Regions from separate parts of the Homo sapiens genome. Here regions 1, 2, 4 and 5 are each linked to region 3. The links are chromatin loops, found by intact Hi-C in ENCODE. Cell type or tissue: Calu3. All regions are shown on one strand.

The links. Hi-C counts contacts between places; a loop is a spot of excess contacts. Peaks named below come from ENCODE experiments on the same cell type or tissue, not always from the same donor. Only the 100,000 strongest peaks of a DNase experiment are listed, where the experiment ranks them.
Region 1: it touches region 3 in a loop (11-fold over the local background); 4 of 110 quality-filtered maps call a loop at or near these places.
Region 2: it touches region 3 in a loop (5-fold over the local background); 7 of 110 quality-filtered maps call a loop at or near these places.
Region 4: it touches region 3 in a loop (11-fold over the local background); 102 of 110 quality-filtered maps call a loop at or near these places.
Region 5: a loop joins it to region 3, with 6 times the contacts of the local background. A loop is called at or near these places in 93 of 110 quality-filtered maps.

Annotation. Positions count from the first base shown.
Region 1 is chrX:110,586,354-110,591,353 of GRCh38, forward strand. No RefSeq gene overlaps it. Among named protein-coding and RNA genes, the nearest start is that of CRIPTO3, 68 kb to the left of the region's middle. In Calu3, no CTCF peak of the experiment used is centred here; no DNase peak of the experiment used is centred here.
Region 2 is chrX:110,662,996-110,667,995 of GRCh38, forward strand. No RefSeq gene overlaps it. Among named protein-coding and RNA genes, the nearest start is that of CHRDL1, 130 kb to the right of the region's middle. In Calu3, a CTCF peak has its summit at 2,877 (motif pointing left); a DNase peak (open chromatin) is centred at 2,886.
Region 3 is chrX:110,844,946-110,849,945 of GRCh38, forward strand. No RefSeq gene overlaps it. Among named protein-coding and RNA genes, the nearest start is that of CHRDL1, 52 kb to the left of the region's middle. In Calu3, no CTCF peak of the experiment used is centred here; a DNase peak (open chromatin) is centred at 2,556.
Region 4 is chrX:110,448,264-110,453,263 of GRCh38, forward strand. RTL9 (retrotransposon Gag like 9) reads left to right here. Exons shown (of 4, transcript NM_001385449.1): 3 at 2,304-5,000. The coding sequence starts at 2,355. Among named protein-coding and RNA genes, the nearest start is that of CRIPTO3, 70 kb to the right of the region's middle. In Calu3, a CTCF peak has its summit at 2,018 (motif pointing right); a DNase peak (open chromatin) is centred at 2,008.
Region 5 is chrX:110,461,212-110,466,211 of GRCh38, forward strand. No RefSeq gene overlaps it. Among named protein-coding and RNA genes, the nearest start is that of CRIPTO3, 57 kb to the right of the region's middle. In Calu3, no CTCF peak of the experiment used is centred here; no DNase peak of the experiment used is centred here.

The sequences.
Region 1 (5,000 bases), 260 kb before region 3:
TGATTCCTTATGGGTACTATCTTTCCTTCCACTTTTACCTCTGAAGCAGCTTGAGCTTCAGCTCTTTTCAAAAGAGTAGAGAAACTAAGCATGCTTGACCTGGGTTTGCATCTTGGTTTCACAAATACAAACCATGTGACCTCGAGTAAGTTACTTAACAGCTGTATGGCTTATCCAGTTCATTTATAAGATGGGGGTGATAAAATCACACCCAATTCACTGGTATTTTGTAAAATGGGTTTCTATGAAGATTGAACGAGTTTATGTAAAGTGCTTAGGAGAATGCCTGACACATAGTAAGTATTGGCTGTTAATATTGTTGTTACCATTATTATTATTAAAGCACTGCAAGGCCTACTTTAAAGAGACTTATAAAATGTTGGTGAGGATGTGGAGAAAGTGGAACCTTCATACATTGCTGATGGAAATGTAAAATGGCACAGCCACTGTGGGAAAACCATTTGTTGGTATTTCAGTAAGTTGAGCATAGAATTACCATAGGACCCAGCAATACCACTCCTAGGTATATACTCAAAAGAATTATAAACAGATGTTCAAAGGCTTGTACACAAATGTTCACAGTAGCATTATTCACAAAAGTAGAAACAACCCAAATATCTACCAACTGAAGAATGCATAAATAAAATGTGGCATATCCATACAATGAAATTTTAGTTGGCCATAAAAAGGAACGAAGTACTGAAACATATTATAATACAACATAGACAAACCTTGAAAACATTATGCTAAGTAAAAGAAGCCAGTCACAAAAGATGATATATTGCATGATTCCATTTATGTGAAATGTCCAGAATAGATATATCCATAGAAACAGAAAGTAGATTAGTGTTTTCCTGGGTCTGGAGCAGGGAGAGAGGAAGAACAAGAATGGGATGACTACTAATGCTTATGCAGTTTCTTTTTGGAGATGATGAAAGTGTTCTAAAATTAAACTGTGGTGATGGTTGCATAACTTGGTGAATATGTTTTAAAAACCCTATTGGATTATATAATTAGAATGGGTTAATTTTATGGCATATATCTTATAGCTCAGTAATGTTGTTTTTGTAAAAGCTTATATACATAAAAGGGGTTAAGTTCCCCTCACACCACTTTGCCAGCAGTTTAGTCTTTTTGTGGTCTTAAGTAGATGACAATCAGATCAAAGATCAGTCCCTCTCCTGAGTCGTATTAACCAGATTGCACCATGGCCCTCTAGGACCTTTGTAATCAAGTTGTCTGTTTTGAGTCTTACTACAGTCGTGGGAATGCTCATTGTCCTGTGGTCTGCCACATTCAGGATAATTTCATGCTGCAAATGAACCATGTTGGAGAGCAAAAACCCTGTCTATTCTATTTTCCATTGTATCCACAGTGGCTGTATGGCACATATTAGGTGCTCAATAAATATATGATGAATGAATAAATTGATGGATAAATAGACAGCAGAATGAGTTGTGGCAAGACTTTGTAACTAGAAAGACTTGAAAATTTGAATCTCATGTCCACTACTTACTAGATATGCAACATCCAGCAAATCACTTAAATTCTCTCAAACCCAATTTCTTGTAAAATAGGGAAAATAATACCTCCTTCATAAGCAGTAAGTTTTAACTGAGGTAATACATGCTATGTGATAACTCAATAAATGTTAGTTTCCTTCCCTTTTCTTCCACCAATTAAAGAAGCCCTGAGGCACTGCAGCATTAACTACTGATAAATAGCTTTATGTTAAGTCCTGAGGTGGCAGTAAACATGAGCATTGACACTTTCCTAAGCACAAACTTAATGTCATGTGATATCTGTCCTCAATCGTGGAAGCTGGCAGTGAAATTTGAGCCCATAAAATGCCAGAATTGCGAGGGCTCTTAGTAAGAGATCATCTAGTTCAAGCACTATACTTGACAGAGAATTCTCAAATGCCACAACATTAGTGGGCCATTTGGAGACTCTGGCTTAATAAAAATGAGTAGGCAAAGAAGTAGCTGGCAAGGTGAATGGCAGACATCTGAGGGACCATTAGTGAGAAATTCCAGGAGTGATTTATTGTCCTCACCCCTGAAAAAGTCCCCTGTGATATTTGACAGCTTAATCACCATGTGTGTATTTATACAGGGTGAGGCAAAGGTCACTGTACAAGAGAGAACCACTAGAGGAACAGGTGTTGATCTTCAACCTTCTAAATATATTAGTCAAAGCTGAATGTCTGCAGCAGGGAAAAAAAACAGCATATCTATACAAGATCCTGCTTACACTTCAATTTTAAATTTTAAATTTGAAAAAGGACCAAATTTTAGTTTTATCATTCAATTTTGGACCTCATTTTCATATGAAGAAACTATCTAAATTTGGTTCCCTGGTGTCCAGTGAAAGGTGGGATACAACTAAAAGAGATAAATAATATCTTTATTATTAAGGTCCCAAATGGAGAATCAAAATGATAGCTAATGAAAGAAATAATTGGCTCATTTGGAAAGTAAATAAAAAATAATTAATTTACTAACTTGTTTTCCATAGTTAACTTCAAGTGTGACAGATATGTCTATTTTTATTGTATGGATAAAGTGTATGTCACAGAGTCTGTCTCTTTATTTATAAAATGCACAGAAGCATCAAGGATGATATTGGAAACCTAAGAGGAAAAACAACACTGGGAGGCAGTAGAGCCTAGTGGTTAGGAGCAAAGGCTTGTTATTCAGTCAAGATCAAAGTCCAGGTTGATGTAGGAAATAATCAAACATCCCATTGACATACACGCGCACACACACACACACACACACACACACCACAAACTCACACATTCCAGATACATAGAAATGCCTAATATTTAAAGTATAAGTATAGAGTCACACTTGAAAGTAAGAAAAGAAATCTCCAAGTGCCAGAAATAAAGAAAATACCCCAAATGGTATTTATTTTTTATGATTCATGACTCAAAGAGATAAGTGGACCAGATATAGTTCTTAGGGTCTGTAATTTTAATGCTTAAAAGAGGATGGGAATCAGAGTCCCAAGATCTGTATATGGCACAGTTAGAACAGGTATACCTGTGGAAGGATTGAGGAAAATGGAAAGGGTGTGTCTATTGAAAAAAAAAATCAAATCACTGGCCTAACGACAGCAATTATGTGGTCCTTGCTCCAAGTCACAGGTGGAAACAAAGTCAATCTAAAAAAGCAATGCTTCCAGATGATATGACATGAAGTGAGAAGAAAATAATCACAGAAAAAACATGGCAACCAGAAAATACAGAATAACATATGTTGCAATATATGTAAATGAATTAAAAACAACTTTTTTGAAGAAAGAGACATTGAGATTAGGTGTGAAAATTTCCACTATATGTGATCTACAAGAAAAGTACCTAAAACATGATGACAAAGAACAGTTAAAAGAAAAAGGGGGAGAGCAAAAGATATAACAGGCGAAATAGAATTTAAGGTGAAAAGCATTAAGACGAAGAAACACATCACTTAATGATTAAAAAATAGCCACCCACTAGGAAAAAGTTGATTTGTATGCATCTGAAAGTAATAGCTCCAAAATCTATAAAATGAAAGTTAACAAAATTTATATGAGAATAACCAAATCTATAATTATGGTGAGCGATTTTAACACACCTCTTTCAGAAACTAGTACATAAAGTAGACAAAAGTTACTAGGGATATATAAGATGGATAAAACAATAAAATTTAGCTAATAAATAGATACATAAAAACACTGACCAATCTGATAAGGACATATACTGTATAATTCCAACTATATGACATTATGGAAAAGGCAAAACTCTGGAGACAGTGAAAAGATCAGTGGTTGCCAGAGGTTTGCGGAAGGGAGGGATGAATAAGTGGTACATGGGATTTTTAGGGCAGTGGAACTATTCTGTATAATACTATAGTTGTGGACACATGTCATTATATATGTCAGTTGAGAAAAATGATGAAACAAGTCTCAATCACTTTAATAGGTTTATTTGCCAAAGTTAAGGACACACGCCCAGGAGACAGGTCTATGCCTTTCTCCAGAGATGATTTTCAGGGCTCCAAATTTAAAGGGGAAAGGGCGGGATATTGAGAAGCACACAATTGTTAGGTAAGGGGGGGGGGGTAGGGAAAAATAGTTATTCATGCCTTTGTCTGGCTCAGGGAATCTGCATTTTTACATAAGATGACATAGACAAAATGAGGCAGGGGAACAATCAGATATGCATTTGTGTCTGGTAGGCAGGGGGTGACTGCACCTGTAAAGATAAGCTATCAATTTACATTGCCATGGTGAAATTTTAACAGAAACACCTTAGGGTAAAGATCTTGCAGATCACTAGGAATTTCCTTGTGGGCAAAATATGGGGGAGATGTGGAGCTTTTCATTTTGTAGTCATCTAATATAGGAACCAAAAGGCAGGCAGGTTTGCATGACCCAGTTCCCAGCTTAACTTTTCCCTTTGACGTAATGAGTTTGGGGTCCCAAGATTTAATTTTCTTTCTCATTCCCCCCTCCCTTTTTCTTTAAAATCTTTTTGGAGAAAGCATTTTAGAAGGAATACGGGTTTCTGGCCTCAGGTTGCTTTTTCCTCCTTATTTTGAGCTGGTTTCTCATTGCTAGGATGGCTTATTTCTAGAAGTTCAGGTCCCACATTGCTAGGAAGGGTCATTGCTAGGCAATAGCATCCCACGTTGCTAGGAAGGCTCATTCCTAGGAAGTCATGTCCCACGAAGATAAAAAAAAATAGGTGGATGAAAGAAGGAAAAGGAAAGGAATATATATATATATAATATATATATTATATATATTATATTTATATATAACCATATGACTTTAGATATACTCACGGCAGCACCGGGGGCCCCTGCACCATCATAAAAACTGAATGTTGTGTTTATATTCCAGATGAATTGAAGAACAAAACACGATTTATGACTGATATGAAAACCCCGATAACCAACCTGTCAGATCCCAAACTCTCACTAATCGATTGAGTGGTTGGTTTGGATCCTGGA
Region 2 (5,000 bases), 180 kb before region 3:
CCTGCATGTTGTGCACATGTACCCTAGGACTTAAAGTATAATAAAATAAATAAATAAATAAAATATAAAAATAAAAAAAAATACAGAAAACCAAAACAGCACTATCAACCACTTGACCTAACTTTCATTTGTAAAAAACTTCACCCAACAACAGGAGAATATGCATTCTTTCCAAGTGTATATGGAACACATATACCCAAGAGAGGGCATATTGTGGGACCTGCATATGTACCCCTGAATCTAAAATGAAAACTATATAGATATAGATAAAGTAGCAAAAAAGAAGACATTTAAAGGAATAGAAATCATTCAATGATATTCATAGAATAAATTAAAATTCAATAACAAAGATATCTAGAAAATATTCAAATATTCAGAGATGAAAGAAAACACTTCTATATAAAGCAATGTCAGGAGGCAGGAGCAAGCAATGTGATAAAACACATTGATTTAAAATATGAAGCTCACAGAGATGCATTGACATACCCAAAGTCACACAGCAAGGACAGGGAACCAGGCTGACTGATTTCAGTGTTGGTGTTTTAACCCCTCCACTCTCCTTTACTATCTGATGTTTTTCATCATCATCATCTCCTCTCAGAATATACAAAGGCAGATAGACAATATCAGTAAGAGTCAACCTTCTGCGGAGCTGAGGATAGCCTAAATTCACAGGCCCTGGATATTGGAGGTACAAGGTGCTCAGATATGGGGAACTTAATATTGGCAAGTGTGTTGAACTAAGTGCTCCTGATGATACTCATTTTGTTTTTAAAATAACACTTTTATTGAGCATAATTCATATGTCATACAATTTACCCCTTCAAAGTGTTCAATTAAGCGGGTTTTTGTATATTCACAGAGTTGTGTGGGTTTTCTCCATTAGCCCTGTTTGGGGAAATTGATTCTTTTGTATTTGTGATGGTAGCCAAACTTTAATGAATGGCCTATTGTTTGGCAATCTCTACTTCCAAAAGTTAAACCCTGAATGTTCCACCAGCTTCATTGGTCTCTGTGGAAGTTATTCACATGAGCACTTAGGGTGGCTCCCTGAAACAGGAACATTACTTTATTTTTATTTTGTTAGCTATTAACTAGCCCTGCCCAGACCTCCTACAGAAAATACATCTGTGAGGTACTGGGGAGAGGCTCTATCCTACCCTCCTGACATTAAAGTATCTTCAGTATGAAGCTTTAAAAGAGATTTAAAGTTTCTGCTTCAATCATTTTTGTTCTCGTTCAGACAGTGGTTCTTAATCTGGGGCCACAACACTCTGGGGAGCCAAGGAGTTATGTGAGAAACCTGCAAATCAGCTTGTGAACGAGGCTTTTATTTTGATTAAATATATCTTACACACGTTTGCTACTATTTCTCAATCATACATGGGTACTGTTGTGATTAATAAAGGAAAAAAATCTTCTGCATATGTAACTTTTTTATTATATAGTAACCTTTTTCATTATATATTTTCTCAATCAGCAGACACTAGGAGTGCAACTACTGTCATGGGATAATCAGATAGTTTTGATTGATAAAATAAGTTATATGGACCCAAAATGTTTAGGAACCACTAAATTAAACAAAGACCTTTCTTCATAGGGTACAAATGTTTCATTTAGTAGGGCATCAACGTATTAGCAGTCATTAACACATTAGCCTGAATTAATCAGCTTGCTTCAGGGTAGGGCATTGAACACTTTCATCCTAAAAGCAGAGTGGGGATCAGCAATGGCTCCAAGCAGGTCTAGTGGGTTAGAATTAGTCTTTTGGGTGCCATGTGTGCTTCAGGAATTCGACAGTTTTTATACTTATAATAGTAGTCAAACTTTGATAGATGAATTATTGCTTGGTTAGTACCACTCCAAAGAGCCAAACCCCAAATGTTCTCCAACTTCTACCAATGTTGGAAAACACTCCAAGGGAAAAAAGAGGGCGCTGAGCACCAGAGATGGGAGCTAAAAGGTAGGAGGGGACAGCAAAATATGTGGCCAAGACCAAATTTGTCTACTTCTTAGTTTGTTGGGAGGACAAGGAGATAGTCATATCTACCCCAAAACTTTAGCAGACTACAATCTTGAAAAGACGTTTAGAATTCCTTTACTTTTGAGGTCCTCCCTTCCTTTTGCTCTGTCCCAGAACCTCCTTCGCCTATACTTGCTGACAAACTTTCCCCTCTCATCCAACACAGAGTCCCATTTTGTATCCAAAGCCATTCAATCAGCTCGAATTGTCTGTGTTTTTCTGGAGGGGTTCCCTCTCCAAACTTGCCAGAATGTCTCAATATTCTTGGAGCTTGTCCTCAGTTTCCGAAACTTCAGGGCATCCCATAGGCCACAGTTTTGACTTCAAATGCAAACTGACCTTTTCCTTTCACCCAAACACCCTCCTCCTTACCCACTGCATTGCATCAGAGCATTCTCAAGCCTGTTGTCTTGCTCCAGACATCCCCTTGTCTGTGGCTTGGGGTTAATATCTGGTCCTTTCCAATCCTACCCCATGTGATTATGCCTTTGTTTCAGATCCAGGAGAGTAATCATACTCAGACTAGGTCTCCACTAACCAAAGCAAAAGGGACATTTGAGAAAACAATCAGTTAGTCCTTGCAGAAGGGGTTTTTGGTTGCCTGACAACCAGATAGTTGCCTAAATTCTCCCCTCTGCCTGACATGAGTTCAGGGCCATAAGTGGCTACTTTCCCCTGCACAAACACGGCAAGTGTACAATAATGACTTCAGCTGTTTGAGAAGAGGCCATATCCCAAGAGGTACTCCAGAGAGCTGATTTTCTTAGAATTGCAGAGCAAAGGGCTCCGGAAAACTGGGCTGAATACTACTAGTGTTTGCCTTTCTCCAACTTCTGTGTGACTGCCATCTAGTGGCATGCAGGGTGGTGGTGGGGGGTGGTGGAGAGTGCTCCAACAGGGTTCAGTCAATAAGCAGGTGCATTGTTTATGAATAATTTAAAAACAATATTAAAACTGACTAAAGTTGGTCAGACTTTTATTATAACCACATGCTGGCAATTCTAAACAGTCATTGATAAAATACTTCTCACTTTGGTATACCACTGCCCCCACCCCAGCACCTAAGTGATTCCCTCATCTCCCCTTGGAGAGCCATATTTAAGCCTGACTTTTCAGGTAATACTTCAGATTTATATCCCTTCCCTCTATCAAAATGTTCCTGTCTTGTGCTCTAACCCCCTAAGGCTGTGCTTTTTATTTTCCTTGGTGGAATTTATTTATAGGGAAATATTTATAGGGGTTACCAGCTGTCTCTACCAGGGGCACCTATGTTATAACAGAAGTTACCTGAAGAATCAACGCTTTAGTCCAATGGTGTTCTAACTCTTTTAAGGCAGTGAAACACTGTTTTCAAACAAAATATGGTATGGAACCCCATCTCCTAACTCTTCTTTAAGTCTCACCTTCAGTGTCATTTCCTCTGGAAGGTCTTCCTTGTCTCTCCATGATGAGGACAAGTCCCCATGACTTAGTCACAGCACCTTGGACTCGCCCTTTCATACTACCCATCACACGTGTTATAACTTGTCTAGTGTCTGTATTCCTTAGTAGACTGTAACCTCCATGTGGGCAGATACTGCATCTATCTTGTTCACCATTGGAACCCCAGAAGCAAGTGTTGTGCTTGGCCCACTGTATGTGGTCCGTAAATAGCTGATGAATGAATGAAAGCCCTTCTGTTATTATAGCCTATGAGTAAATGAACATTGGAAATAACCATGTCACGTGTTATATTGTGGGTTTTTATTGAAATTATGGTCAAAAACAACCCCAAGATCATTTTTTTTTTTTGGAAAAAAAGTGTGGTTAACCAGTTTTCCCACCTTGTAGTCATGTGAGTAAAACTAAATGCAACAGCCACAACTCCCAATTTCTAGTGTGTAGATTTTTCCTCCTCTCTTTGGCACTAAAGTCAGGTTCTTCTTCTTACTAAGTTTTGGCTGAAGCTCTGCAGGGACAGTCTCCTCTTCTGTTTTATACCAGGACCCCCCAAAAGGCTTCTCCTAGTTGGCCATCTCAGGTTGGCACTTCCTTCAAAGACGTGCTTAAGTTCCACTGTCTGATTGAAGTTAACCCAGCCTGAGACTGCTTTCCTTTTTCTTTTAACTACTAGAGATCATGAACAAAGTGTTCACCTAGTTTTTTAAATTTATTTTTATTTATTATTATTTTTTTAGAGACAGCGTCTTGTTCCGTCCTTCAGGCTGGAGTGCAGTGGGCATGATCACTGCAGCCTTGAACTTCTGGGCTCAAGTGATCCTCCTGCCTCAGCCTCCAAGTAGCTGGGACTACAGACATGTGCCACCATACACAGCTAATTTATTTTTAACTTTTTTAGAGATGGGGTTTTGCTATGTTGCCCAGGCTGGTCTCTAAGTGATTTTCCTGCCTTGGCCTCCCAAATTGCTGGGATTACAAGCATAAGCTATCACACCTGGTCTAATTTTTTTAAAAGGCATTTACTGTGCATTTATACATCAGTCACTCTCATGAACACTTTATTAACTCATTTAAGCCTGACAAGAAACCTATGGGATAGAGATTATTCTTATCCTTATTTTACAGATGAGGGAACGAAGATTAAGAGATGTAGGAAACAAGAAATACGAATTGTTTGCGTGTATTAACTCTGTCTTCTCCTGATTCCCTGATTGGAGTGAACCTCTCAATAGTTTTGACCCCAAAGTTATTTTGTTATTAATTTTGGTGATAAGTTGAACAGAGGTAAACAGGTTTATTGAAGGACTGAAAAGGGCCAATGCCCTTCTGCAGCGTTTCCTTCCCCTCCCCCACTTACCTCTTGAGGAAGAGGGCTCCCTATGCGGATGCATTCCAGAGCTTCAGAATTCCTCTCTGAGCTGCTCCCTCCTATGGCAACGCCCACGTGAATGCCAGAGGACAATGGCACAGACAGTTTTCAGGAACACGTGTAGACCATCAGCCCCTTCCTCCTCACCAGGGCCTCTGGCTGCCATGC
Region 3 (5,000 bases):
GTCTACTTTGTCATTCTCAACCCCATGCCCACTAGTATTATTAGTGATTCCCTCTCTCTCCTGTACTTTGTATCTCATACATGCTTCTATTCAATTCCTGGCTCTGTCACTTGTTAGCTGTGTGATTGTGAGCAAGTTATTTAGCCTCTCTGAAACTAGGTTTCCTTATCTGTAAAATAAAGATGATAATAGTATAATAATACTCATCTCAGAGTAATTGCTGATATTTAAAAAGGCAACGCATGAAGAAGCTCTTATCATGGTTCCCAGTACTTAGTAATAAAGGTAAATGTTATTTTGAACTACACCATGTGGTTGTGAGAAATAACGGCATCATTTTTTCTCAAGGTAAGGTGATGATGCTCTTATCTCAGCAAATAGTTGGGAGAAGCAGATGGTTTTATATATTGATTCCTGATTGTATCATTATTATCGCATCCCTTGACCTGATTTCTATCTACCTCCACACTTCATAGTGTGTTTTCTCATTACGCCCCACATCTTCTACCTAGTTTTCCAGCACACACCACACTGTTGCAAGCCTTTCTGCTTAGTCTGTTTCATTCCTGAAATATGCTTTCGTACTTTATTCCCTGGCTAATGCCTGTCCACTCTTAAAGATTCTTTTGCCCCAGTGTATGTTTTTATCTACTTTGTCAAAGATATGTAGATATATGGCCTTATTCCCGGGTTCTCTATACTATTCCTTTGATCTGTGTGTCTATTTTTATACCAGCACCATGCGATTTGGGTTACTATAGCCTTGCAGTACAATTTGAAGTCGGCTAATGCAATGGACATCCTTTTCAATAAATGGTGCTGGGAAACTTGCATTGCCATATGCAGAAGAATGAAACTGAACCTCTGTCTCTCACCATACACAAAAACCAGCTCAAGATGGATTAAAGACTTGAATGTAAGACCTGAAACTATAAAAATCCTAGAAGAAAACCTAGGAAAAAAAGTCTTCTGTACATTGGTATGGGCGAGGAATTCATGACTAAGACCTCAAAACCACAAGCAACAAAAATAAAAAATAAGCAAATAAGACTTTAAACTGTGCACAGCAAAGGAAATAATCAACAGAGTGAACAGACAACCTGCCGAATGGGAGAAAATATTTGCAAACCATGCAACCGACAGGAGACTAATGTCTAGAATTTACAAGGAGCTCATACAACTCAACAAAAACAACAGAAAACCAAATGACTCCATTAAAAATGGGAAAGGATATGAGCAGACACTTCTCAAAAGAAGACATACATGTGGCCAAAAAGCATATGAAAAAATGGTCATCATCACTAGTCATCAGAGAAATGCAAATCAAAACCACAATGAGATATCATTTTACACCAGTCAGAATGGCTATTATAAAAGGTCAAAAAAAAAAAAAGATGTTGGCAAGGATGTGGATAAAAGGGAATGCTTACACACTGTTGGTGGGAATGTAAATTAGTTCACCCTCTGTGGAAAACAGTATGGATATTTCTCAAAAAACTAAAAATAGAACTACCATATGACCCAGCAATCCCACTAGTGAATGTATATCCAAAGGAATTGAAATCAGTATATAGCAGAGATATCTGCACTCCTATGCTTATTGCAGAAGTATTCACCAAGCTTTGGAATCAACCTAAATGTCCATAAATGGATGATTGGATAAAGAAAATGTGGTATATATACACAATGGAATAGTGTTCATCTATAAAAAATAATGAAATCATGTCTTTTCCCACAATATGGATGGAACTGGTGGCCATTATCTTAAGTAAAACAACTCAGAAATAGAAAGTCAAATATCACATGTTCTCAGTTCTAAGTGGGAGCCAAATAATGGGTACACATGAACATGGAGTGTGGAATGATAGATATTTGAGACTCAAGAAAGGTGGGATGGTGGGAGGTGGTGGGGTATGAGAAAATAATGAGTAAAACATACATTATTATCATTATTATCTTTATGGTAGATCCATTTAGATGGACATATTAAAGCCCAGACCTCACCACTATTTAATATATCGATGTAACAAAACTGCCCTTGTGTCCCTTAAATTTATACAAATACAAATAAATTTTTGAAAAGATTCAGCTTTTAGTGTCACCAGCTGTAGATCCCTGAATCCCCAAACTGAGATGGGTGCCCCATCCTATGCTTACCCTATCACAGTGTTATGATATTGTTATAGAGCTTTTTGTTTGTGCGCCAGTCTCTCCAACTAGATTGCGCCTTTCTTAAGAGAGTCAGGCCCTTTCAACTTCATCTGTGTATCCCCAGCACCTAGCTCAGTGTTTTCAACACAATATAGACTCAAGGGGTATTTGAACTAAACTGAGGCGACCCAGCTGTACTGGAACAGGTTTAAGCTTATTTTTTAAATGTCAACAAGTTGCCACAGACAAGTTATCTTTCCTGAAATCTCAGCATGGAAAACTTCTGGACATTTTTCTGGTGGCAGGAAAGATGGTTAATTCGATCTAGGACTCATGAAGAAAATGGCATTAAACAAAGCTGACCTACTACTCTATTAAAAGTTTGGGCAACACTGCCATCTAGTGATGGAATTTAGATATGCTTGAGAATGAGATCTGTAGTTCTTCATGGAAGCCTGGAGAAAACCACTGAGCTTTCGTTTACACAGAGAAAGAGGAATGGCTAGTTTCTCTGAATAAGACATGTAGTTATGCGATGTACATTTCACTCGATAGATCGTGTTAATTGAGGGAAATAAAGGTCTAAATATATCATTTGTTAGCCACCAAGTCCTATTAATGTGGCTAGTTGCTGATGGGGTGGGAATTGCACAGGACAGTCCAGATGGAACCTATTTGTTCCCATTGTAACATTCAGCATCAGATTATGTACCTTATTTTTTTCAAAAGGAAAATATGGCTGGCACAGATCTGCTTTCAGGCATTATACAATCTAATTGGACACAAGAAGCAATTAAGGAATAAGACACCATTAAATTTGACTCAGGTCATTGATTGGCTGTGTGTGTGTTAAACATATCCAAATGTATGCATGAGTGTTTTCAGTCATTCAGGTGGTGGGGGTGTCTATACTTTTTGTAGGAATCCTCAAATAGTTTTGGAATACACTGCCCTTGGAATCATCCTGAGCCTGTTCTAACACGAATAAGAAACAGTAGATGTAATCTACCACACTGCAAGCAGCTGAATGTGTACTGCATTTGGAGTCAAACAGGTTGGAGTTCAGATTACTTGTCTATCACTTACTAAGTGCGTGGCCTTGGGCAAATTACTTAACCTCTATGCACCTCTTCATCTGCAAGATAAGAGTGCAAATAATACTCATCTCATTCAGGTTCTGTGAAGTTCTGTGAGGATTGACTGAGACTGGTATGTAAAGCACTGAAAGCAGTGTAGGCAATTTAGTAAGTGCTTGTAATTTTTGACAAATACTTTGCTACAGCCCCTTTACTGTCCTAAAATGAGACAGAGAAACTCATAGAGCAATGTACCTACCACACACATAATTTTATATATTTGTGTGTGTGTGTGTGTATATATATAAGAGAGAGAGAGGTCCAACTAGTGTGAAGGAGAAATAAAAGGAAATTATTGGTAATAAATAATGAATTTCCATCTGCAAAGATTGAGGCCACACCATGCTATAAGATGTAGGGGAACAGGTAGAAGCTTGCACCTACGTACAGAAACAGCATGAACTCAAACACTACAAATGCAGGCGCATGCAGGGGCATTGCATTAGTGACTCAATTACCATGATCAGCGTTGTTGTTGGCAATATGATCTTCAAAAATGTTAGACAACTCTTGGGAGAGTTCTGAACACAACAAAGAGCAGTTTTCCCTCAATTTACATGGTAGCTGTATTCCTGGAAATTTCAGCATATACTGAAATAAAACTGTGCAAAAAATACTTTGTGTTTATGTATAAATCAGAGTTCTGTTCTAGGCACAGCTAATTATTAACAGATTTTTTTAACCTACATGAATAACTGGGTGGGAGGTGGCATTCAAAATTTGGACAGAATATGGGGCATTCTTCACTGTGTGGAACTGTCTAGCACATTGAGGACGTCTAGCATCCTCTTTTCCATTAAGTGCTTCCCACCTCCTTTGTATACCAGTCTCTATCTTATACATATTCACATGCATACAGAACCATAGAATTAGACAGGTACAGACATAAACTCTCAAGGGGAAATAGAGTCAGGGCCTTGATATTCATCCAGGGCTAGCCTGGAAGAACCCAAGGATGGAGACTGGACAGTGGGTGGGATATGGAGAAGGTTCTTAAAACCTGTAGATTCAGTTATGTTTACAGTCTGGATGAGGTATGCAAGGAAAGGGGTGGTGAGAGAGCTGGGGTGGGGAAGTTGGTGGGAAGGATGGTATTCAGGTACTGAAGACTGAAGAAATGTTGGGAGTCATTGACGAGTAGGCAGCCAGCGTCAGGACCCAAGGTAAAATGAAGGCCCTGGAAAGGCAGAAACTTTGGAACCATGAAGACAGACCCCCAACCAGGATTGAACTAACGGAGCAAAGAAATGGGGTCTGAATACAGCCTGAATGTCTTCCATTCAGCTGGTTAAAAGTGCAGATGTAGAGTCACACAGACCTGGGCTCAAATCTCAGCTCTGCTACTTACTGTGTGATCTTGGGGAAGTCACTGCAAACCTCAGAGCCTCACATTGTTCTCGTCTGTAAATTGAAAATACTGATAGTGCTTGTTTCCTCCCTCAAATGGTGATTGTGAGAATTACACACGAGACCATATGTAAAGTGCTGGACACATAGTATATGTGCAATGTAGGCTAGCTGTTATCATTACTACCTTCCCCACCAAACTCCTCTGCCTTCCATGCCCACACCTCAGTGAGTGGCATCACCATCTACCTGTTCAGCCATCCAAGCCAGAAGCTTAGAGATGATTGTTGACCTTGTCTTCCTCATGTCTCACAATCCTGCCGATGTTTCCTCTGAAATTTCTTTTGTATCTACTGCTTCTCCTCC
Region 4 (5,000 bases), 400 kb before region 3:
TTTCTGATGCTGCTCCACTCAATCTCCAGCCTCAGTTTCTTTCCCTCGAGCCCTCTGCCTGTGCTTCCATGTCATATCAGTTGCAGTGCCTGGGTCCCAGGACTCCTGTGTCTGTTCAACTGCAGAGGGCACGTATCTTGTTTCCTGAGCCAGGACCCTTTTCATCTCATCTTTTTAATTGTGTCAATCTCCTCTTTTCTTTGGGCAGAGTGGGGTGGGGCATAGGCTGGTGGGACTGTTGGGGGCGACAGGGAAGAGGGGTGGAGTTGCATAGGCCAAGTGCTAAGGCGGAGCTTCTGGAGGACTGTCAAGTGAAAGGCGGCCAGAGGCAAATGTCAGAGCCTATATAGAGGCAGGAATCTGGGACCAGAGAGACAGAGCAAGCAGTAGCAAGTCAGGAGCAGTGGGGCGGGTGGGCGGGCAGGCTGGCTGGCGGGCAGGGGGGCGTGGCAGGGGATAGCAAAGGGAGATTGCAGAGAACAGCTGTTGGTACTGGGTCTTACTTTAATGAACTGGCTGGGCACGAGGTATAAGTTAATTGGCCAGAGTGAAAGAGCTAGGGGCGCAAAGGATACTCTCTCCCTCTTCTCCGTCACTGGCAAGGTAAGATCTTTCTGGGTTTTGCCTGGTGGGAAACTGTGGCATGTTCAGATATTTTTCTGAAGATGGGAGGTGGAGGTCTATGGCTGCTTTTTTGACTCATCTTTCCCATTGCACCAATTATTACAATTATTACAATAACCAGGGTGTCAGCAGGAGGCCAGCATTTCTTTTATGACAACCCATCTTGGGGTTGTCCAGGCTGGAGACAGAGGCAGGGGTCTCGGTAGTGTGACTGAGTAAGGGGGAGAGGTGGATCTTTATAGCACCTTGGTGAAGAGTAGGGGGCTCTGGAACTGGATGGACCCAGGAATCTATGTGACTGCAGGCAAACTATTAAGCTTCTCTGGGTCTGAATTTTCTCATTTGTAAGATAAAGGAAGAGTACAACCGAAATCTCTTAGTGTTGCTATGGGAACCACATGAGATGATACATGTAAAGTGCCTAGCAGAGTGTTTGCCAGTCAGTGCATGCTAAAGAAATGTTCACTGTTAGCGTTTCTGTTGCAGGTTTTCTCATTATTATGGAATCACAATTCCATGAGGTTGATGACTTTTGTGACATTGTCCCAAAGTAGCAAGTTTTCTGCTTTTGGCATGGGCAGGCTGTGGGGACATGTCAACATTGTGTAATATTTGCATTGGCTTCCAAGCCGTGTGTCCAAAAGCCCCTTCTGGGCTGCTTATTGGAGCAGGCTGGAGGGGTGAGGCTCTGGATTGCCCACCCCCATGGCATCAGAGAAACTTGAAACTTGGACATGCCAGACACTGGGCTTTAAGTGACCCATGATCTGGGATGTCAGAGAAATAATTGAATGCAAGCTCAGGGATGCCAAACACTAGGCAACCCCCAGGAGGGGGTCAGAGTCAATGCTATACAGTTTGTTACTGTTGCAGTGACCCTATTTTAGCCTTGACCCTGGCTAATCTGAGAAAGCTTGTAAAATGGGGATAATAATATCTATTGCCCAGGAGATTGTAAGACCCAAATGGGATAATGCTTACAAAGGCCCTCACGTTATAGGAAGTTGTGACAGTTGTCTAAAGTACAGTGCCTGGCACATACTACGTGAAGCAATAAATAAATAGTAGTAATGGGGTGGTGGTTGCTGTTATTAATAAGAATAATGAAAATAATAAGCAGAATTTTCAGTTCATGGAATGTTGCTCTCAGTCATTGATTAGATAAATGTCTCCCTTTTCCTGAGAACATTCAGGGCCATCAGAGTAGTAAAATGAGGATTAAACCACTGGCAGAATTCAATGAGCCCCAGGAACTAATAATTATCCTGGGGCAAAGGACTTTCCCATTCAGGCTTGCCAGTACCTTGGCTGGCTTGTGAGTACTGCCGTGGGATAGAATACAGGCCAGGAATCCGCATTTCTCACATTTGGCCAGAAGGTGGTGCTGCTGCTTTATTTGAGTCAGGACTGCCCAGGCTCCTGGCTGCGGAGGCTGCTGGCGTTTATAGCATTTACAAACTGAGAGGCTGGGTTGGTTTGAAAAGGATAGAGGCAGAAGGGACATTTGCTCCAGCTCCAAAGTTGTTCATTGCTTCACAGCTTCTTTAATCTGATAGCCTCACCTTCAATGCCATATACCTGACAACGCATAAAAACAGGTCTCCACCATGAACAATTTGTCTGTTTCCAAATCTTCTTGATACTGGCTTTTGACCTCTAAACTTGTTTCTTGTTTACAGATTTTCTTGCCTCCTGGGCTCCCTCCACACTATCCTGTGGCTGTGGCAGATATGTCAATACCCTTACATTCACTGCGATTCAACAATACAATGAGGGAGGAAAATGTTGAGCCCCAAAACAAGCAGATGGCCTTCTGTAGACCAATGACAGAGACCAGAGCAGACGTACAGATTCTGCATTCTCATGTACAGTTGCCTATAGTCTCAACTTCAGCCTCAGACCCTGGAGGGACATCCACACAGTTGATGACATCTCCAGTCTTTGACACCATGTCTGCACCTCTAATGGGAGTACCAAACTCTGGAGCATTGTCCCCACCCCTAATGCCAGCCTCAGACTCTGGGGCACTTTCCCCATTGCTAATGCCAGCCTCAGACTCTGGGGCACTGTCCCCATTGCTAATGCCAGCCTTAGATTCTGGAACATTGTCCCCATTGCTGTCCACTTCAGAGTATGGGGTAATGTCCCCAGGGATGATGACAATTCCTGATTTTGGAACGATGTCCGCAACGCTAATGGTAGCACCAGATTCTGCAGAGATATCACCATTGGCAATGCCAGCTCCATCCTCTGGAGTGGTGTGTACACCTATAATGAGCACTTCATCCTCTGAGGCAATGTCCACACCATTAATGCTAGCCCCAGATTCTGGAGAGTTATCCCCAATTCTAATGCAAGATATGAATCCTGGAGTGATGTCTACACAGCCAGTGCCAGCTCCCAGCTCTGAGGCAATGTCCCCATTGCAAATTACAGATGAAGACACCGAAGCAATGTCCAAAGTGCTAATGACTGCTCTAGCCTCTGGAGAGATATCTTCGCTGCTAATGTCAGGCACGGACTCTGAAGCAATATCCTCACTGATAATGTCAGCTGTAGCTTCTGGAGGTACATCACCCCAGCCAACAAGCACCCAAAACTCTGGGGGAATACCTACCCCGCTCATGTCAGATCTAGACTCTGGAATAATGTCATCGCTTTTAATGTCATCTCCAGGCTCTGAAGTAATGTCCACACCGCTACTGTCAGTCCCAGATGCTGGAGAAATGTCCACATTACCAAAGCCAGCTCCAGATGCTGAAGCAATGTCCCCAGCACTAATGACGGCCCTACCCTCTGGAGTGATGCCCACCCAAACGATGCCAGCCCCAGGCTCTGGGGCGATGTCCCCATGGTCAACACAAAATGTAGACTCTGAAATGATGTCTAATCCGCCAGTGAGAGCAACAGCCTCTGGGGTGATGTCTGCACCACCAGTAAGAGCTTTAGATTCTGGAGCAATGTCCACACCGCTAATGGGAGCCCCAGCCTCTGGAAATATGTCTACATTGCAAAAGACAGTTCCAGCCTCTGGAGCCATGACCACCTCACTGATGACAGTCCCAAGCTCTGGAGTGATGTCCACAGAGCAAATGTCAGCCACAGCCTCTAGAGTAATGTCCGCACAGTTAACAATGGCCAAAACTTCTGGAGCAATGCCCACAGGCTCTATGAAAGCCGTGGCAAAACAATACAAGAGAGCCACAGCCTCTGGAAAGATGTCCACGCCACTGAGGAGAGCTCCAACTTCTGGAGCAATGTCCACCCAACCAGTTACGGCAACAGCCTCTGAAACAATGTCCATGCCACAATTGACAGTCCCAGCCTCTGGATCAATGTCCATGCTGCAAATGAGAGCCCCTGTCTCTGAAGCAATGTCCATGCCACAAATGAGAACCATGGCCTCAGGATTGACATCTGCAGCACAGATGAAAGCCATGACTTCTGGAGCAATGTCCACCCCACTAATGACAGCCCAAACCTCTGGATCAACATCCACGCTGTTAATGAGAGACACAGCCTCAGGAGTGATGTCCTGTCCACAAATGAGATCTCTGGCCTCTGGAGCATTGTCCAAGCCACTAATGACACCCAAAGCCTCAGGAACGATGTTCACGGAGAAAATGACAACCACAGCTTCTGAAGCAATGCCCACACTGCTAATGAGAGACACAGTTTCTGGAGCTCTGTCCATGCCGCAAATGACAGACACAGCCTCTGGAGGGTTGTCTGCATCGCTAATGAGAGACACAGCTTCTGGAGCAATGTCCACATCACAAATGACAGCCACAGTCTCTGGAGGGATGTCCATGCCACTAATGAGAGCTCAAGACCCAGGAGTAATGCCTGCCTCACTAATGAGAGCCAAAGTGTCTGGAAAGATGCTCAGTCAGCCAATGAGCACCCAAGATCCTGGAGGGATGTCCATGTCGCCCATGAAGTCCATGACCGCTGGAGGGATGCAGATGAATTCCCCAACCTCTGATGTGATGTCCACACCAACAGTGAGAGCCTGGACCTCTGAAACAATGTCCACACCACTAATGAGAACCTCAGACCCTGGAGAGAGGCCCTCACTGCTCACAAGAGCTTCATCCTCTGGAGAGATGTCCCTACCACTAATGAGAGCTCCAGCTTCTGGAGAGATAGCCACGCCTCTGAGATCCCCAGCTTATGGAGCCATGTCTGCTCCACAAATGACAGCCACAGCCTCTGGAATGATGTCATCCATGCCACAAGTGAAGGCTCCCATCTCTGGAGCAATGTCCATGCCACTAACAAGATCCACAGCCTCTGGAGGGATGTCCATGCCACTGATGAGAGCCCCAGACTCTAGAGTGACATCCACATCACAAATGATGCCCACAGCTTCTGGA
Region 5 (5,000 bases), 380 kb before region 3:
CTTCCAACAGCACCCCTCTCCCACGGATGGTTAACCTAGTTTTAACGTCGAGGGGGAATACACACACTAAAAAGGCACCAGACACTTCTGGTTTTAGCAACTTGGTAGATAACCTAAAGTGGTTTTTCCCATTGGAGACTCAGAGAAATGTTGGGTAAAGTGTGAGAAAAAACTCACAACTGAGCCTGACATAAAGAAGGAACATCCCCAGGGACAAAAAACAAAGAGGTATCTTAACAGCAGACCAATAAGTTGTTGAGCTCTCTAAGGCTTGTGTAGTGGAGTGAGAAGAGATCTAGGCTAACTACATACAGTGTTAGAGGAGCCAAACTCTGGACCTCTATATTCCATATACTCTGCTCTGCTCAACTATCATGCAAGAATACGAATGAAACAACAACATTTTCTGACAAAACTGAGACAATTCACCATTCTTAAAAAACGTGCTGTACTTTGAACTAGGCTGGGCCTGGGACAACAGACAAAATTTTTAAAAAAGAAGCCCCTGCCCTTTGACAAACTTTGCTGAAAATTTCACTGGTTTAAGCACTGATGTGTAAGTGGATATTAAACAGAGTGACCCTTGCTTTCCCACAATTTCCTCTAATAGCTTTTTAAAAATTTATTATATTTTGGTAACAGCTTTATTAAGACATAATTCACATTCCATATATGTCACCCATTTGAAATGTGTAGTTCTGGCTGGGTGGAGTTGTTCACACCTGTAATCTCAGCACTTTGGGAGGCCTAGTAGGGAGGATCACTTGAGGTGAGAAGTTTGAGACGAGCCTGGGCAACATAGTGAGATCCTGTCTCTAGAAAACAAAATTTAAATTAGCCAAGTGTGGTGGCACATGCCTGTAGTCCTAGCTACTTTGGAGGCTGAGGCAGGAGGATTGCTTGAGCCCAGGAGTTTGAGGCTGCAGTGAGCTATCATTGCACCACTGTACTCCAGCCTGGGTAACAGAGTGAGACCCTGTCTCTAAGAAAATAAATAAATAAAAAGTAAAGTGTATAGTTCAGTGTTTTTTAGTGTATGCACATAGTTGCAGACCATCAACATAATCTAATTTCAGAACATTTTCATCACCCCAAAAAGCAATCCCATACAATTGCATTTCTGTGATGGATAATGATGTTGAGCTTCCCTCTGATATGTTTTTATTACAAAGATAACCATCCTGCAACATATTGACATGAATATTGTTGGGAGGCTCCGCTCTGGAGAATATGCTGGGAGAAGCCGTGGTACTCTTTGCTCTCTAGCCCACCCCTAAATGTGCTATTGCCTCAAACCACTTTAGGATATTGGTGAGTTTAGAGAGGCAGATACTCCTGGCCCTGCTTAGACCCATAACAACTTTCAGCTGCTGCCTTGTGCAACAGAGATTACCTAAGAGCAAAGGTGAGTGTGGGCTTATATTAATATTTTAAGGTTTGCTGGAGGCCCAGGAACTTGAACTGAAAAGAGAATTCCCAGGGAAATGTGGCCTCTGTCTTGCGGATTCTTCCTCCTTCCACCAAAACCTAAAATAACCTAAACGCAGAATTCATTACTGTGGTCATTCATTGGAATAGGACCCTTTTTTATTCTGACACCACTCAGAGTTTCTCCATAATTCAATCCCCCAAAGTTAACCACTTCCACTCTGAGAGGGAAGGGAGGAAGAGGAAGAGGGAAGAGAGGGAAAGTGGGGAGTCGGGAGAAGAATAAAATGACTTAAAAATCTGGGTTCCAAATTCCAACTGTGCCAGTGACAACCTGTGTGACTTTGGGGGGAAGTTACTTGACCATTCTGGGCCTCAGTTATCTCATCTTTACCATTGTTTGACTCTCATTTGGGAGCCAGACCAGGTGATAATTCCCTTCACCTTTGGACATGCACCAGGTGTAGGTAGGAAGGTGTCTAAGTGGCCTGGGGAGAGGATTGCTGGGGGAAGCCCACTCTGAGCCATTGCTAGAGGGCAGCATTGTTTCAGTAATTATTCTAATAATGCTGTCTGGGGTGTGACTGGCTCAGAATTCTTTAATTTAAAAATATAATTTCTTCCTCTTCCATAAGTGGCTTTCTTACAAAGGGCAGGTAATTTCTGAAAAATTGTAGAGAAACCAGAAGAAGAGTGCTTCTAGCCCCCTGCAAATTTCATTTTCCGTTAACAAATTTAAGGCAGAAAAATGAAGATTTTATACTTTTATTTCTAATCAAACCTATTTGATTTTGGTCTCCTTTGGATACAATTGCACAAATATATTTTCCTCTTGGAAATTTCCACTAGCATCACCAGAGAAATGCTTAGGTTCACTGGAAATCTCTTCCAGAGGTTTGCTTCACAGGTTCAGTGACAAAATTTCTTATCAGGGCATTTATTATTTTCAGACTCTTCCTTCTTTGGTTTATATTTATTACAATTCAATAATGGAATACTTAGGAAATTGATTTGTTATAAATAATTATCCAGGCCAGGTGTGGTGGCTCACGCCTGTAATTCTAGAATTTTGGGAGGCCGAGGCGGGTTGACCACTTGAGGTCAGGATTTCGAGACCAGTCTGGCCAATATGGTGAAACCCTGTCTGTACGAAACATACAAAAATTAGATGGGTGTGGCAGCGCATGCTTGTAATTCCAGCTACTTGGGAGACTGAGGCAGGAGAATGGCTTGAACCTGGGAGGCTGAGGTTGCAGTGAGCTGAGATCACACCACTGCACTCCAGCCTGGACGACAGAGCGAGACTCTGTCTCAAAAAAAAAAAAAAAAAAAATTTGGAAGTTCCCAATTAAATCTTTTGATTACTTGCCACATTTTACAGTCCGTAAGTTTCTTTATGTCAAGGTGGCATCCCAAGCCACTCAAACCTGGGGAAAACAATATACTGTGTATGGCCACAATAACTGTTCAAACCATGTATTTCTAGCTCTGTCTCCTTTGGCATTGCAGATTCTTCAGTCACCCTCTGAAGTCATGCTCTTCCCTCAACCTCAGTATGCACACATACTATTTCTAGGAGAGGTAGGGGTTGCCTCACATGTGATGTGCTCCGAAAGACAGGTCTATCACCATTCATCAAGGGAAAGAAGAAAATATACACATTGCAACTATAAGCAGGGGGGCAGATATATTTTCACTTACACATGTATTCCAATTATTTGGTAGTGGTAGAGCATTTTTCAGAAGGATCCTCAGGTCACATTTACTATCCATAAGAAAGTGCAAGCAAGCAATTAATTACTAATGTCTGCTAAGAACAAGGGTGTGGGTGTATAAATTTAAAAAATTGCCATCCTTAAGGTAAAGTCATGCAAGTAGTTTTAATTTATTATTAATAATGATAATAATAAATAATATATATTGAAAATAGCAACATAGGATATTATTTTTGAAAACCTGGGATGCCTCATAGACTATCCAGGCAATGGCTGGTCCTGGGGGTGCGGAATGTACAGCTGATCCTCAAGAACTCCTAGAATCAGGCACTTGAATGCCACCAGTATTCTTGTTTTTTCTTCCTGCTTCGCATCTCTGCATCTCTCTGAACATCGACATCTTTTCATTCTGCAGGCTGACTTTCTCCACGTGGTGGACAATCTAGGCCCCTAGTCCTACACCAATATGGCAGCCACCAGTCACATGTGTATATTGAGCACTTGAAATGTGACTAGTTCAAATTGAGATACACTGACTGTAAGTGGAAAGCATTTGCTGGATTTTGAAGGTAGGAAAAAAAAAGAATGCAAAAACATCTCATTAATTAAGAAAACATTGATTGCATGTTAAGGTGATAACATATTGGATGTATTGTGCTAAGTAAAATACATTATTAAAATTAACTTCACATGTTTCTTTTTGAATGTGGCAATTAGAAAATTTAAAATTACATACTTGGCTCACATTATGTTTCTATTGGACAGCGTAGCTCTACAATGTTACAACTTATAGCTACTTGGGGAGTGATTGAGTTCTCTGGGACCACAGCACAAAAAGTGAGCAAAAGGGGCCTTATTGGTGAAGTTGAGCCAAATGTTCACCCCCTAGAGCATTTCTTTATGGCCCAAGGGAGAGGGTCATGTGGAAACATCGCAGCTCCTGCTGGGACAGAAAATTGGAGTGGGCAGAGAGACAATTCCCAGAAGAATAGAGGAGGCTGCTGGGTGGATAAAGCAAGACGTATCCTCTAATTCAGAATCATTCTAAATGCCTTTTGTAAAACCATCAAGCTCCCTCAGCCAATGATAAAGCAAGTTCCATTGATTTTACCTCCACCCACTTTTCTCTGTCCTTAATGTATCCACTACTCTGTTAGTTCAGTCACTGTCATCTCAGTCATTTGCAATCACTGGCAAGTGACATTAAAATAAGCATATGACAACCAAATGACTGTTTCTTCCTTCAAGATAGGCATTTGGGAAGGCATATACCCATTTGCAAGCAAAAGAGTTTGAATTATGTCCAGGTTCTGCCACTCATAATGCATATGACCAGAGCTAAGTCATGTAGTTTTTCTGGTACTCAGTGTGCACATCTCTAAATTGAGAACAGTATGAACCCTACTTACCAGGGTCATTGGTGATACCTATGGAAAAACTATTGTGAGAATCCTTTACATGAAAAGGATGTAACATGAAAAGTACTATTTTACAGATTGGATTAAAATGCAAAAAACAGCTGTGCAATGCCTCCTTTAGAACCGTCTTTGTTGCCGAGACACATTCATCCAATACCCTCAGCAGATCTTCTTGCTTTGAAGGTAGATTTGATTTTGGAAGTGTTCAGAAATCTTTAAGAATCAAGTCTAGTGAATGATGTATGCTCAAGCTGAGTAATACTAAGTGTGGTTAAAAACAAGAGGTATGAATGTAAAGCAATGGTGCTGGTTTTATTCTCTCCCCAAGAGAGGTTCCAGAATTTTTTATTACAGTGGCATTCATTGGTAGACTAAGTGGATAATCGCTACTATTGGCTCATCTGATGTACCAGGCTCCTTGCTCATTTGCATGTGAAGG